Regions from separate parts of the Homo sapiens genome. Here region 2 is linked to region 1. Evidence: chromatin loops called from intact Hi-C (ENCODE). Cell type or tissue: PC-3. All regions are shown on one strand. Links, peaks and the distances in the headings refer to the core of each region. The heading gives the core; the rest is flanking DNA.

Region 1 (8,373 bases), core at 2,595-6,594:
ATGATGCTTTGGGGCTTGTATGCCAACTCCACAGAGTCCTCAGAGATCTAGGCTCCTTCTAGTCACAACTATCTTCTTTAGGGCATGATATGTGTCCTTATATTAAAAAATGGCTTGTAGAGCTCCAGCTCTCATATCCATATTCCATGGAGCAGAACGGAGGAAAGAAAAGAACAGGCAAGGGGTATATACATCAGCTGTCTTTTAAGATGCTTTCCCAGAAGGCACAAAAAACATTTCCACTTAATTTCATCAGCCAGGAATTAGTCATATGGTCACATGTAATTGGGAAGGTGAGGCTGAGAAATATAGTTGTTTAGCTGGGTACATTTTGTTGCCTCAAATAAAACTAGAGGTCCTAAAACTGAGGAGGAGGGGGAGAATGAATATTGGCTATAGGCTTCTAGCAATTTGCCCTAATTGGGTTACTTGAGTCATGAAGCCACACAGACCCTGCCAAATAGCTGACAGACTTGCTTTCCCCAGCTTCACTGACAGACCATGGTGGCTTCTAACTGCGGTCTGGAAATAGCCCTAAATATTGCCTAGCTATTTTTTCTTTCTTTGAGATAGGGTCTCACTCTGTCACCGAGGCTGGAGTACAGTGGTGCAATCACAGCTCACCAAGGCTCAGGTGATCTCCCAGGCTCAGGTGATCCTCCCACCTCAGCCTCCTGAGTAGCTGGGACTACAGGCACACACCACCACACCTGGCTAATTGTTTGCATTTTGTTTTGTTTTGTTTTGTAGAGATGGGATTTCACCATTTTGCCCAGGCTAATCTGTAACTCCTGGACTGAAGCAATTCACCCACCTTGGCCTCCCAAAATGCTGGGATTACAGGTGTGAGCCAACATGCCTGGCCTTGCTAAGCTAATTCTTACATAAAGTTTTTAATTTATTTTTAATTTTTGTGGGTACATAGCAGGTGAATATATGGATTACATGAGACATTTTGACACAGGCATGCAATGCATAATAATCACATCAGGGTAAATGAGGTATCAATCATCTCAAGCATTTATCCTTTGTGTTACAAATAATCCAATTATACTCCTTTAGTGTTTTCAAAATGTACAATTAAATTATTTTTTACTTTAGTCATTTTGTTGTGCTAGCAAATACTAGATCTTATTCATTCTTTCTAACTATTTTTTTTGTGCCCACCAACCATCCCCACTTTCCTATCACATCCCCACTTTCCTATCTCTGCCTTCATAGACTCTGGTAACCATCCTTCTACTCTCTATCTCCATGAGTTCAATTATTTTAATTTTTAGCTCCCACAAATAAGTGAGAACATGCAAAACTTACTTCTCTGTGCCTGGCTTATTTCACTTAACATAATGACCTCTAGTTCCATCCATCTTGTTACCAATGACAGGATCTCATTCTTTTTTATGGCTGAATAGTACTCCATTGTATATATGTACCATATTTTCTTTATCTGTTCATCTGCTGGTGGATACAGGTTGCTTCCAAATCTTGGCTATTGTGAATACTGCTGCAATAAATATGGAAGGGTAGATATCTCTTTGATATACTGATTTCCTTTCTTTTGGGTATATACCTATGGGTGGGATTGCTGGATCCTATGGTAGGATTTTTAGTTTTTTGAAAAACTTCCAAACTGTTCTCCATAGTGGTTGTACTAATATACAGTCCCACCAACAGTGTATAAGGCTTCTCTTTTCTCCACATCCTTGCTAGCATTTGTTATTGCCTGACTTTTGGATAAACGCCATTTTAACTGGGGTGAGATGGTATCTAATTGTAGTTTTGATTTGCATTTCTCTGATGATTAATGATGTTGAGCACCTTTTCATATGCCTGTTGGCCATTTGTGTGTCTTCTTTTGAGAAATGTCTATTCAGGTCTTTTGCCCATTTTTAATCAGATTATTAGTTTTTTTTTTTTCCTACAGAGTTGTTTGGGCTCCTTATATAATATATTCTGGTTATTAATTCCTTGTTAGATAGGTAGTTTGCAGACATTTTCTCCCATTCTGTGGGTTGTTCTTTGCTTTGTTGATTGTATCCTTTGCTGTGCAAAAGTTATTTAACTTGAAATGATCCCATTTGTCCATGTTTGCTTTGGTTGTCTGTGCTTGTGGGGTATTACATAAGAAATCATTGCCCAGACCAATATCCTGGAGAGCTTCCCCAATGTTTTATTGTAGTAGTTTCATAGTTTGAGGTCTTGGGTTTAAGTCTTTAGTTGATTTTGATTTGATTTTTGTATGTGGCAAGAGATAGGGGTCTGGTTTCACTCTTTTGCATATGGGTATCTCCTTTCCCAGCACCATTTATTGAAGAAATTATCATTTCTTCAATGTATGTTCGTGGCACCTTTGTCAAAAAATGAGTTCACTGTAGATGTGTGGACGTACCTCTGGGTTCTCTATTCTGTTTCACTGCTCTATGTGTCTGTTCCCGGGTAATTTAAAAAACTTAAATGAAGTAGAGCACCCAGAGAAAACTTTTTGATTTTAGAGCCATTGAAGGGTTGCTCCAAATGATAGGTCCAGATCTCTGACCCTCACATCGTGTTGTTTATACCACATACAGGTTCCTGTCTAGAGGACCCTGGATACAGTTTATCCCATCTTCAAAAGTAACCTCCTCCCCGCTTCCTTCCCTATTATAAACCTATCAGTTTATTGGACATTCTATCAAAATTTACTTGCTTAGTAAATTGCAACTCTGGCTCACTTTTATGTGAGATGTAGTCATGGTTATCCTGTGACTATTATTCTACTCTCTCACTAGTAATACCTTAGATGAGATGTAGGCAAAGAATCCTGTGGTACTTTTTACCTTCATGTAAAGAAATTCACCAAGACCAGTGCAAGAATTAGATGGTGATTTCCTTTTATGACTCATCCCCTAGCTTCTGACTTTTTAAGTGCAGAGTGGCTATGGACAAAGTTCATGGGTTTAAGAGAACACCCTGCCTGCCCTTCCCACCACCCCCATCCTGGCATTACTGGTTTTCAAAATGTGCATTGCAGTCTTACATCTGACTCAGGGCAGCTGAAATGCTTCAACAGTGCAAAATGAAACTGCTCTGTCTCCTTTCTTATGATACCACATCTGAATAATCCCCTATACTGCAGAGAAAAGAAAGACATAATGTGGTTTTATCTCAAACCAGAAGTAAGCAAATCAATAATTGACCATATTAACTAACTCAGTGCTGGGAAAGAGACTTCTTGTTATTACTCCTTAAAGCAAAACAGAAACAAAAAGTAAACAACTTTAAAACCAATGTAAAATTATACCACATTTAAAAAATCACATATTTTAGTTATAGTCAATTACTTTGAGACATTTTTTTTTCCTGAGGGAATACACCAAGAAGTAGCCTCGTCCAAAGGAAGCCATTCTTTGGGGCCTTATTGGAATTTTATTTGACTCTCTCCCTCCCTCCCACTACTCTAATTTCCTATTCTTTCTGTTCCTCAGTCATATCAAAGTTGCCCTTCCCCTGACACTTTTGCAGGAACTGCTCCCTCTGCCAGCTGTGCTCTTTGCTCAGATCTTCAATGGCTGATCACTTTCTGACAGTCAGGTTATAGTTTAAATGCCACCTCCTCTAAGAAGGCTTTCCTGACCATTCCATCCAAAGCAACCACATCCATTACTCTCTCCTGCCACCCTGTTTTATTTTACTACAGCATTTATTATCATCTAATAGTTCATTTTTTATTTTTTATTGTCTGCACCTTCTCCTCAATTAGAGTTTCAATTTAGCACCTCCTTATGTCTGGCAAAATAGTCTCTACTTCACTGGTGTTCAGTTTTGGGCAGGCTTTCTCTGTCTTGGATTACTGACATTTGGGACCACACAAACCTTCACTGTGGGGAGGCTATGCTGTGCATTCTAGGATGTTTTACAATATCTCTGGCCTCTATTCATTAGATGCATTTTTGGTGGTGACAACCAAAATGTCTCCAGATACTGTCAAAGTTCCCTAGGAGACAAAATTGCATGTGGTTGAGAGGTACTGGTTTAGGCTGTTAGCTGCTGTGTAGCTGCTATGGTTGTCAGGAGACAACATTGTCTTAGAGTAGTAATAGCTATCATTTGTTGAATGCCTACAGGTATTGAGCACTGTTCTACAGGCTTAACATTTAGTATTTACTATTTAATAAAGTAATAGTAACTTTAGTAAAATAATAGTAAACATTTAGTCTTTACTATTATCCTCATTTTACAGATTGGGAAACTGAGGCACATGATTACTTGCTTAAGTTCACACCGTTAGTAAGTGGGGAAGTCCGGAATTCAAACCAGGCTCCAGAACTCTATGCTAACAGGAGTGGGCAGTGCTGTGGGATTCTCACTGCCGTGTCCCTGGTGGCAGAGACTGGACAGCAAATGGGCTCCCTACCCACTCAAACCCACACAGTTGTTTGCTCAGAGTGACCATGGGCAAGTGACGACTTTCCTCTCTGAGCCTCAGTTACCTCTGTAAATAGTAGTAACAATAATAATAAATTCCATGTAGAGTTGCTTTAGGAACTCAGTGCAATAGCCTAAGCGAAAATAGCAGGTTTCTGGCACATAGTAAGTTCTGAATTCATTTCCTCTCTCCTTCCTTTCCTCTTGGCTCCAAGCTCCAAGCACTGAAAGCAGATCCTAAAGACCTTGGTCAGACAGCGCATTGGGAAATCTAACCTTTCAGCAATCTGCGGAGCCGCCCTGCTGTTGACCAGAAGCAGGGGAAGCAGCCCCCTTAGCAATAGCCTGCCGGGTTAGCAATCTTGTTCTCCTGTGCTAATAACCAACAGCACAAGTCATCAGCACTTTCCCGTTAAGCCAAAAGGGGCTTTTAAATCTATGCTGATTAGATGCCCCTGGGCCTCGCTGACAAGTAGTCTTCCTTTCTCCATTTCTTGATGTGAGTCAGTGAATTAATTGCCTGACCTATTGTTTTCTAACACGGCAAATTAAATGAATTTTCGGGTGAATAGCCCAAGCCTTTTGGCCTGCAGGGGGCGTCCTTTGCAAACATAAATCTGTTGGTGCTCAGGCTAGCTGGTAGAGCCCCATCAAAAATTGGATGCCTTTGAAAAGTTTGCTTAGAGCAGGGGTTCTAAATTTGGTGCGCACAAATCTCCATGGATAAAATTCTGTGAACTTGGATGGGAAAAACGCTATATGTTTATTTTCACTAAGCTCCAACTGAAATTTAGCATTTTCTTCAATTATGAATATAGGCAACAAATTACAGATATTTACAGATTCCACTACGGTTGTTGCAGATATCTTGAAATACCATTTACATCTCATGACTTCAAAATTACAGTAGCTATAGGACTACTGCTGGATCTTGTCATTTAATGTATTAATAAAAAAGCACATACAGAATTATATCACAAATTTGTTTTTGTTGTTGATATTTTAATAACTGTCTTTTGATATCATTGGTTTGCCTTGTAATCTTATGTATTTAGTTTTATTAAGTTTAAGACATTATTTTGAGAAGGAGCCCATGGATTTCCCCAGACTGGCAAAAGGGCTCATGGTACCAAAAAAAAAAAAAAAATTAACACCTGGCTGAGAGGCCAATAGGACTGGAGAAAAGAAGTCAGTCTTAAAGGGAATCTTTGTGCTCAATAATTTTAGTCATGACTCAATTCTTGCCCTTCCATCTTTTCCAGTGACATAAACATGTCCCACACTTATATTAAAACTATTAACCCCTCGTAGACTTTGGCTTAGACAAAGACTTCACAACCAAGAGCCCAAAAGCAAATGTAACAAAAACAAAGATAAGTGGAACTTAATTAAGCAAAAAGCCTTCCGCACAGCAAAATAAATAATCAGCAGAGTTCACAGACAACCCACAGAGTGGGAGAAAATACTCACAATCTATATATCTGACAAAGGACTAGTATCCAGAATCTACAAATAATTCAAACAAATCAGCAAGTAAAAAGCCAAACAATCCCATCAAAAAGTGGGATAAAGACATAAATAGACAATTCTCAAAAGAAGATACACAAATGGCTGGCAAGCATATGGAAAAATGCTCAACATCACTAATTATCAGGGAAATGTAAATTGAAACTACAATGTGATACCACTTTACTTCTGCAAGAATGGCCATAATTAAAAAATAATAGATGTTAGCATGGATGTGGTGAAAAGGGAACAGTTTTACACTGTTGGTGGGATTGTAAACTAGTACAACCACCATGGAAAACAGTGTGGAGATTCTGTGAAGAACTAAAAGTGGATCTACCGTTTAATTCAGCAATCCCACTACTAGGTATCTACCCAGAGGAAAATAAGTCATTATATAAAAAGATACTTGCACACACGTTTACAGCAGTACAATTTGCAATTGCAAAATATGGAACCAGCCCAAGTGCCCATCAATCAACGAGTACATAAAGACACTCTGGTATATACCAGAGTGTCTTTATGTACTCGTTGATATATATATATGTACATATATATATATATACACACACACATATATATCAACGAGTAAATATCAACACATATATATATGATGGAATACTACTCAGCCATAAAAAGGAATGAAATAATGGCATTTGCAGCAACCTGGATGGAACTGGAGACTAATATTCTAAGTGAAGTAACTCAGGAATGGAAAACCAAACATCGTTATGTTCTCACTCATATGTGGGAGCTAAGCTATGAGGACTCAAAGGCATAAGAATGATACCTTGGACTTCGGGGACTCTGGGGAAAGGATGAGGGATGGTGAAGAATAAAAGACTACACACTGGATACAGTGTACACTGCTGGGGTGATGGGTGCACCAAAAGCTCAGAAATCACCACTAAAGAATTTATTCATGGAACCAAATACTCCCTGTTCCCCCCAAACCTACTGAAATCAAAAAATAAAAAATTTTCAAAAGCTATTAGCCATGATGCTTGGCAGTGTGCAATTTACAACATCAGGGTAGAATTTTGGTGTATTCAGAATTATGTTGACTGACTAAATTTTAGCACATCCAGGATGCCTGTCATCCTGGCCTTGGGAAGGAGAGGCCCAGCGTTTCCAGCTGCTTTTACAATTTTTGTTATGCTTGATTGACTTCCAGGGCTCGGGAATCTTCTGAAAGCCTAGGAGTTTCTGTGCAGGCTCAGCACTGAGATTTATTGCTTTTCAGCAAGAAGGTCTAGCATTCTGAGAGTGTTCCTTCTAGAATCTACTCTTCTCCCACTCCCTCAAGAAAAACTCTGAAATATCTATAGACAGAGAGGAAGAATTGGAAACTTACACATAGTTTCTTTCTGCATATTCCTATTTCTTTTCTCTTAGGGAAGTGGGACCACCCTATGGGGACAGGACCAGACTGTGCCAGACTGCGCCAGGGTGAGGTGTCCAGGTTTCCTGACCAACCCTGCTTGCTTATCCAGGCCTTGGCATCTGAGGGCACAGGAGCCGGGCAAGCCCAGGCAAGGACTGTCCCCTTAGCCCTTTCTTCCCCCCCTCTCTCAGGCTCCTCCTTTCTCTCCGCTGGGTCTTTATGCTGCTCCCTCCTCATCTACTCCTCAGGCCTGCCTTTCCACTCCCAAATCCAACCTTTTCCTTCCATTCCCTGGAAAAACAATCATGATCCCTGCAGCAGCAATAATAACAAAACAAAAGCCACTCCCTTTATTTATTAAAAACCCCTAATGTGCAGGTAATATGTGTGGCACTTCAACTGCACCTTCTCATTAACCCCTTTAATCAGCTCTTGTGGGTTGATGGTGTCTGCCAAGATTCATGTTCACCTGGCAACTCAGAATTTGACCTTATTTGGGCCTTTGCAGAAGTAATTACTTAAGGATCAAGAAGAAATCACTGTGGAGTAGGGTGGGCCCTAAATCCAATGACTGGTGATGTTTTAAGAAGAGGATAGAGCACAGAGACACAGAGAGAAGACCATGTGAAGACAGAGGCAGAGATTGGCGTTAAGCACCCATAAGCCAAGGAGTGCCTGGAGCCTCCTTGTAACAGACAAAGAAGGATTCTTCCTTAGATCCTTTAGGGGGAACATGGCCGTGCTGATACTTTGATTTCAGACTTCCGGCCTCCAGAACTATGAGAGAAAAAGTTCCTGTTGCTTTAGAACTTTTATTGTTTTACGTTTGTGGTACTTTGTTAAGACATCCATAGGAAACCAATAGCCATGCCTCCTAGATGCACTAAAATTTAGTCAGTCAACATAATTCTGAATACACTAAAATTTTATCCAGATGTTGTAAATTGCACTGCCAAGCATCATGGCTAATAGTTTCATCAGCCAATAAGATGGGCATTATTACCCCTGTTTGTTCAATGAAGAAACCCAGACAAAATGTGTAATACCTGCAAAGATTTGCATATCCAGTGAGGGCTGTG
Region 2 (8,373 bases), core at 2,087-6,086, 280 kb after region 1:
ACCCTTTTAAAATTTGCACAAAGCCATTCTAAGGGCTACCAGCAACTCTGGTCACATTCCTTCCCTCCTGAAAGCAGTACCCACTCCCTTCTCTGGAGCTACAATGGCTATCAAAGAACATGATTTACAGGGAAGAGGAAGGATGTACACATTGCTTAATGTTTCAAAACATGATCCACATTTTAGAGGCTGAAGCACTTTGAGACCAAAAGGGGTTTTGGTGGTCAGCACCTGCTCTGCTTTTGTCATGAACTCAGCCCTGGTCTAGATGGGGGGTGAAGGCAGGGTAGGATGTAAGACAGGACTCCTAGAGGAGAACTCATGTGACTTCCAGTGAGCAGTACTGGAAAGCATGAAGTCAAGCACCAGTTGACCAGTTCAGGCTTTTGTTCTGTGGAGCTACAGGGTGAACACAGGCCGTGAGATCTGGGGCATGCAGAGAAGGTTGGCATCTGTGTCCGGAAAACAGGTGGGGAGGGCCCTGCTGGCCTCATAAGTGTAGCACAATCCAAGTTCTCATTTCAGAAATCTTGGCTAGGCACAGTGCCTGGGTTGGGTGCAGTGGCTCATGCCTGTAATCCCAACACTTTGGGAGGCCAAGGCGGGTGTATCACCCAAGGTTAGGAGTTCAAGGCTAGCCTAGCAAATGTGGTGAAACCCTGTCTCTACTAAAAATACAAAAATTAGCTAGAGGTGGTGCTGCATGTCTGTAATCCCAGCTACTCAGTAGGCTGAACCAGGAGAATCGCTTGAACCCAGGAGGCAGAGGTTGCAGTGACCAGAGATCGTGCCTGTGCACTCTAGCCTAGGTGACAAAGCAAGACTCTGTTTCAAAAAAAAAGAAAAGAAAAGAAAAAAGAAAATCTTCATCATGCTTAAGCTTTTCTCTATTACATCTACTTCCAATTCCCTCTTAAAAAAGAAAAGTGAAGGAAAACTAAGTTTCTGGAGTTCTTCATATCTGTACCTAGAACAGGAGGTTTCCTGCTCGCCTCTAGCAAGAAAACAAGATGCTGCCACAGATTTCAACTCAACTTGTTTTTCGTGGTCAGAAGAAATTCAAACATGATTATTAAAATAAAGATTTCAAGTGGAAAAAACAATAATGCTGAGCAACTGTGGGTTTAATCCCACCTCCTCCATGTGACACAGACCTGCCTTCAGTTTGTCCTCCAGCCCCCAGCCCCCCAGAAGACGAGGGGGTATCTACAGACCCACTTTATTTGGCTGGTGTCCATAATATGGACATCTGAGCCATTATGGCCAGCCCTCCCTTTTATTTCACCTCAGATATATTCTTCAGGCTTCAAGGGTCATGCATTTGAATGCGCGCCGCTGATACACCTGTTGGTTGCCCAAAGGTAATTTGTGCCATTCAGTGCAATCAGTTCACTGAGAAGTAGCTTTGTAATCAGCATAATGGTCCTCCAAAAATCCCACAGACCAAGGAAGGGTCAGGCCATGTAATTGAAGAGGATGCAGACTTGGGAGATTCACAGGAACTGAAGAATGACCTTGTTTTTGGTGAACTAGGGTCGATATCTACTTTGATCCTATAAATAAATCTATTTCTAAATCTATGCAATGCCCATAAATATTATAGATTGTTTCTGATGAAGTCAGAGAGAGAGGCAGAGAGAGAAAGAAGACAGAATAAAATGCTTTGCTATTAAGGATGATAAAAGGTATATTTATGGTCTTTCTCAGGAGATGTTTTTGGGTGCTTTTTCCTTTTTCTGTATTTATCAGGATAGATGCACTATGAAAAAATAATGCAATACATAAATTCTAGTTATATTAGCATAAAAATGAAAAGTAATCACAGAAAATGATTACAGTATAAGTATGCTTATAAATTCAATGTTTTTCTTTGTAAAAGATGTGGTGCATGATTTCCAGTGGAAAAAAACAACATGTTTATTTCATACCTTAAAGTGGACTTTTTTTTAACATAAAAAAGGGAAGAATACCTAGGATGCTTAAGGTAAGTTAATATAATTACAATTAGCCTGAGCAACTCTCCCTACTGCTCTGAAGCACTCACTAACATTTAACAGAAATGCCAGGTCTGATGGGCTAGAAAATGAGAATAGTAATATTCATGCTTGCTCTGCCCATCCCACAGGGTTATTCTAGAAGATAAAATGAGCCAGTAGTGTGTGTAATGCAGGTCCAACTCAGCACCAGCACAGAGACTTTTCTTTCCCTTCTATCCCAGCACTCTGGTCATCAAGACCCAACACCATCTGTGTGTGGAATGAGGGGTACAAGCGTCAAGTCATTGAAAAGGATTCGCATCCACACAAGAGTTTGGATGAAGCTTAGCAAAGCCTCAGAGATGTGCCAGCTTTCTTCCAATGGGCAATCCAGAAGCCCTGTGCAGGCAGCTGTGGATGGAAGGAATATTCCCCGGGTGCTGAGCCAACAGCTAACATGTCTCCTACTCCAGACTGACCTGTGGCGCCACCTCGTAGTGTGACAGTGAGAGGAAATAAAAGATCAGCATTTTTAAGATTTCATCTAGAAAAAGATGTACACTTTTGTCCCTTCAGTTTCTCCCTCTCCCCCACTTTATCAATGGCCTTCTTTCATTACTGGCCCAGTTTCCAGGTTCCCTGAGGCAGAATCGGGTAAATGGATAAGACAAAAACAAGATCAGAAAGGTGAAAGGCAGTCGGGAGGCGCCCTGAGGACTAGGGCCACCGAGGCTGAGACTTGGAGAAGAGAGCTGATCAGAAAGTGAAGAGGAGCCATCAAGAAAGGGAGAAGCTCTGGATCGCCTGGTGAGGAACCGAGTCCCTCAAAGACGTTTCTACAGGTTGTAAACTGAATCACAAAGTAAAATCATGGGATCACTGGAAGATAAAAGTTCTTTCAAAAATGCAATTAAAGATGTGAATGGCTCTTTGATTGCTTTTGGATGCTAGACTGAGTTTCTTTGGATGATACACTGAGCAGCCCTGGGCCACGGGAGGCTGTGGTGTTTGTTCAGGTGTTTATTCAGGCTCTCTGGCCAGGGTGTCTTTTCATGGCCTCTACATTGTCTGAATGGTAACATTTCACTGACAAAACTCAAACGATCACTCTAGTAAGATTTTAGTAATGAGGCCTACCTAATGTGCCCCCAAAAATTCCTATAACACAGCTAGAAACTCTTTCAGATCCCCACAATGGTGTGGAAGGCAAAATATTCTGTTTTCTGCATGAAAGTGGGGGTTTCTCAGGATACAAAGTGCAAGATAAGCCAGTAGAAATTAATATGGTACTCATGAGTCTTCTTTATTTCCAGGTACAACCATAGACTTTTTTAAACTTTAGCTAAGTCGTCCTTTATACTTCTCCCAAGGATATAGTAAGAGAATATGTTAGATTACCATTTGTATCTGCAGCAATTGTGCCATATTGAACATTTTATTACAATAAGCAATATTATCACAAGGCTGGTGTATCAGGGTTCTGGACACCTCATGGCCCCGTCAAGTTGTCACATAAAATTAACCATCACAGCTGGATTTATAAAATTATAAATAAAGCCGTATTCTCATTCTATAGAATACAGCGTAAGACACACCTCTGCTTGTTAGCCTGAGAACCAACCAGGAATTCATCTTTTGGGGCAAGGGCATACCTGGAGTTGAGGGATTCCCCTCACAGATATTTTCCTGTCTCTTCTGAAGGGCCAGTCTTCTCGGGAGTTGAAGTGAGTGGTTGCTAAGTGTGGAGTCAGCAGTAGACTGGGAACAGGAGGGCAGAGGGCCTGGCAAGAGCCCATGGGGGTTTCCCGGGGTTTCCAAAGAGGCTTCCAGTTGGGTGTCCACCAGATCACACCCACAGAAACCACTTCTTCCCTCCAGAAACTTCCCAGACCTCTTACCACCACACAAGGGATTTAAGAACTGAACAATCTTTTGGGGATGTCCAGTAAAGGGAATGGTGAGGCGGCTCCAAAAGGAAACAAAGGGAGTGTTTAGCTGGTTGGTGAGCTCAGGTATCAGTCCCAGAGAGCCGATTTCTCTGCTTTGCTTTGTCTGTTAGTACTCATTTTGCTTTGCAACCAGAAACACATTTCAGTTTGAAATTGTACCCAGGCTGCACCCTCCCTCTCCGACGTTAGGGTGCACCCACTCTTCTCAGGCCCAATCAGGCAGCGATGTGCCTTGCATCCAGACAAGGAGTAAATATCATTCTGGAGCCCTCAGTGAATATCATTCTGGAGTAATAGCTTCTTCATAATAAGGACTTACAAGTAACTCATTACCTCCTCACCAGCCAAAAATACTCATTTCTCCAGGGCACATCTACAAGACGGTAAGTAAATACGGGAGGAAAGAAGTGCTTTACAAGGACATACGCATTAATTTCTTTTCATGGAAACCGGTTTGACAAACTGATAGTTCTGCCCTGATTCTTCAGTGGGTGCATTCCTGGTTGATTAACTCTCAAAACAAACAAGATGTTGGCATGCTAACTAGTTGCCCGGTCCCCAAGGTAGAACTAATTTCTCTTTCTCTCTTTATTGCTTGGCATGCATTGTACATCTCTTCTGGTTATAGGTCTTGTGGTGTAATTATTTAGGTACACATCTTATCTTCCTCACTATGTTGTAAGCTCCTTGATCTTTGTGATGATTCATCTTTACACCTTGCACAGCACTTAGTACAGGGCTTCCCTTTCAGTAATCGCTCTATAAATATAAGCAATGTAAAGATAATGTGTATTTGCCATGCAAAAGCCAATTCATACATACTGAGCAGCCTTTAAGTACCCAGCATCGTGCTGTCCCTGTGAAAGGACATGGTTTCCAACAAGCAGAGAGACACTTGTAACAACATGGATGAACCCGAGGATGTTATGCTAAGTGAAATAAGCCAGACACAAAAAGAAAAATACTATATGATCGCATGTAAATGCAGAACCTTTTTCTAATAAAAACAGTTGAATAAATAGAAACAGAGTCAAATGGTAGTTACCAGGGGCAGAAAGGGAGAGGAGATTGGGAGAAATAGGTCAAAGAGTACAAATTTGCAATTATGTAGGATGAATAAGTCTGTAGATGTAATGTACAGCATGAAGACTACAGTTACAAATATTGTATTATATACCAAAAGTTTGCTAAGAGAGTAGATTTTAGCTGCTGTTAACACACAGACACACAAAAGGTAACTATGGAAGATGATGGATTTGTTTGACTATAGTAATTATTTCACTGATTATATGTGTATCAAAATATGTTGTGTACCTTAAATATATACAATAAGAAATACATTTTTAAATAAATAAAATATGATCATTCTAGTGAAATGACAGTTACTTGCACACAGAACAACTAGATATTACATGTAGACATTATTAGTGAGATACGTTCTGTTTCAGTTAGTGTTTTCTTGAGTTTAGTGCAAAGATAAATACTAAAAATTATTCAAAATAAGGGATCCAATATTATACAATACATAGGCTCTAAAAATATTCCTGTAGTGCACTGAGAAGTACCAATATATGTGTAGGAAAATAAGTTAGCAAATATAACTTAACAAGCAAGATAATTCTATTTTGGTAGAAACTATATTCATTAAGAATGAGGGTTTTAACCTGATTTTAAAGTTCTTTTATAAGACAAGCAATAATAGCAGGAAAAACCCTTTTAGAAACTTTACATGTTTAAAAAAAAACACAAGCAAGGTTAGGAGGAATAAAAACTCCAAAAAAAGGATAAATATGTGTGGAAGGGGTAGTATTACCAGATATTAAAATATATTATAAAGCCTCTATAATTAAAACTGTGTGGATTTGGTACATGAAGAGATTGATGACACACCAGTGGAAAGAAACAGAAAATGTAGAAATCGAATTAGTTTCATGTAAGAATTTAAAGTTTGATAAACTTGGCGTCTCAAATCAGTGAGGGAAAATGTATGTTTTAGAAAATGGTAAAGGATAACCGGAGAATGACAAGGATTAATGTAAAATTGCATCCATTCCTCACACCACATACCAGGATAAATTCCAGATAGATAGGAGACTTAAACATAAAAAATAAAATCATATAATAAGTAGAAGAAAACATTGGTGAATTTTAATCTGGGAGTGGAAAAACTTTCCTAACTACAACTCAAATATCTAGGAACAATGAGGGAAAAGGATTGATATTTGATATTTTTCTAAATAAATAAAATAAGATTATGCTAGTGAAATGAAAGTTACTTATACACAGAACAACCAGATATTACATGTAGAGGTTATCAGTGAGATACCTTCTGTTAGTATCTTTTCCAGTTTAGTGTAGAAACAAACAGGGATCTGTGTCTTTGCCCAAATCTCATGTTGAACTATAATCCCCAAGGTTGGAGATGGGGCTTGGTGGGAGGTGAATGAACCATGGAGGTAGATTTCCCATTTGGGACTGTGTCATGATAGTGAGTGAGTTCTCATGAGATCTGGTTGTTTAAAAGTTTGTAGCACCTCCTCCCATCTCTCCCTTCCTCCTGCTCTGACCATGTGAAGTGCCGCTAACTACTTTGCCTTATGCCCCGATTGTAAGTTCCCTGAAGCCTCCCCAGAAGCTGATGCCACCACGCTTACTGTACAGCCTGCAGAACCATGAGTCAATTAAACCTCTTTTCTTATAAATTACCCAGTCTCAGGTATTTCTTTAGAAATTAGAACATACTAATACAGGGAATTAGTACTAAGGAGTGAGGCATTGCTAAAAAGATACCTGAAAATGTGGAAGCAACTTCGGAACTGCATAACGGGCAAAGGTTGGAAGAGCGTGGAGAGCTCAGAAGAAGATAGGAAAATGAGAGAAAGTTTAGAACTGCCTAGAGACTGGTTAAATGGTCATGACCAAAATTCTGGTAGTGATATGAACAATGAAGGCCAGGCTAAGGAGGGTTCAGATGGAAAAGAGAAACTTCCTGGGAACTGGAGCAAAGGTAACTTTTGTTATGTGTTAGCAAACAGCCTGGCTGCATCATGCCCCTGCCCTAGGGATCTATGGAACTTTGAACTTGAGAGTGATGATTTTGAGTATATGGTGGAAGAAATTTCTAAGCAGCAAAGTGTTCAAGATGTGGGCTGGCTACTTCTAACAACCTATGCTTATATGTATGAGCAAAGAAATGATGTGAAATTGGAACTTATATTTAAAATGGAAGCAGAGTGTAAAAGTTTGGAAAACTGGCAGCCTAGGCATGTGGTGGGAAAAAGAGCCTATTTGAGGGGGAGGAATTCAAGATGACTGCAGAAATTTACATAAGTAAAAGGGAACCAAATGCTAATAGCAGAGACACGGCGGGGTGGGGGGGCGGGGGAAGGTCTCAAAGGCATTTCAGAGACCTTTGTGACAGCTCCTCCCATCACAGGCCTAGAGACCTAGGAGGGAAGAATGGTTTTATGGCCAGGCCCAAGGCCCCACAGCCCCATGCAGCCTCAGGACACTGCTCCCTGCATCCCAGTCACTCCAGCTCTAGCCATGGCTCAAAGGAACCCAGGTAGACAGCTCAGCCATAGCTTCAAAGAGTGCTAGCTGTAAGCCTTGGCAGGTTCCATGTGGTGTTAAGCCTGTGAGTGCACAGAATGCAAGAGTTGAGGCTTAGGAGCCTCTGCCTAGATTTCAGAGGATGTATGAAGCCTGCTGCAGAGGTGGAACCCTCATGGAGAGCCTCTAATAGGGAAGTGCAGTGGGGAAATGTGGGACTGGAGCCCCCACACAGAGTCCCCACTGAGGCACTGCCTAGTAGACCTATGAGAAGAGAATCACCATCTTCCACACCCCAGAATGGTAGATCCACCAGCAGCTTGCACCATGCACCTAGAAAAACCACAGGTACTCAACACCAGCCCGTGAGAGAGGCTGTAGGGGCTGAACCCTGCAAAGCCACAGGATTAGAGCTGCCCAAAGCCTTAGGAGCCCATCCCTTGCACCAGTGTGCCCTGGATGTGAGACATAGAGTCAAAGGAGATTATTTTGAATCTTTAACATTTAATCACTGACCTGCTGGGTTTTGGACTTGCATAGGACCTATAGCCCCTTTCTTTTAGCTCATTTCTCCCTTTTGGAATAGGAATATTTACTCAATGCATACACCCCCATTGTATCTTGGGAGTAACTAGCTTGTTTTTTTTATTTTACAGGTTTATAGGTGGAAGGGACTAACCTTGTCTCAGATGAGACTTTGGACTTTGGACTTTGAGTTAATGCTGGAATGAGTTAAGACTTTGGAGGAGTGTTGAGAAGGGATGATTGTATTTTGCAATGTGAGAAAGACATGAGATGTGGAATGATATGGTTTGGATCTGCGTCCCCACCCAAATCTCATGTCAAATTGCATTCCCCAATGTTGGAGGTGGGGCCTGGTGGGAGATGAGTGGATC

Evidence for each region. Peaks named below come from ENCODE experiments on the same cell type or tissue, not always from the same donor. Only the 100,000 strongest peaks of a DNase experiment are listed, where the experiment ranks them.
Region 2: a loop joins it to region 1, with 7 times the contacts of the local background. A loop is called at or near these places in 4 of 110 quality-filtered maps.

Annotation. Positions count from the first base shown.
Region 1 is chr2:199,975,234-199,983,606 of GRCh38, forward strand. The region is part of intron 2 of LOC124906112 (a long non-coding RNA gene); the gene reads right to left. Among named protein-coding and RNA genes, the nearest start is that of MAIP1, 24 kb to the left of the region's middle. RefSeq lists an enhancer at 4,629-5,159 and a silencer at 4,925-4,984. In PC-3, for the core only: CTCF peaks have their summits at 4,995 (motif pointing right) and 5,194; DNase peaks (open chromatin) are centred at 2,938 and 4,998; H3K4me3 peaks cover 642 bases; H3K27ac peaks cover 1,258 bases.
Region 2 is chr2:200,255,307-200,263,679 of GRCh38, forward strand. No RefSeq gene overlaps it. Among named protein-coding and RNA genes, the nearest start is that of SPATS2L, 47 kb to the right of the region's middle. In PC-3, for the core only: no CTCF peak of the experiment used is centred there; a DNase peak (open chromatin) is centred at 4,385; H3K4me3 peaks cover 1,621 bases; H3K27ac peaks cover 2,731 bases.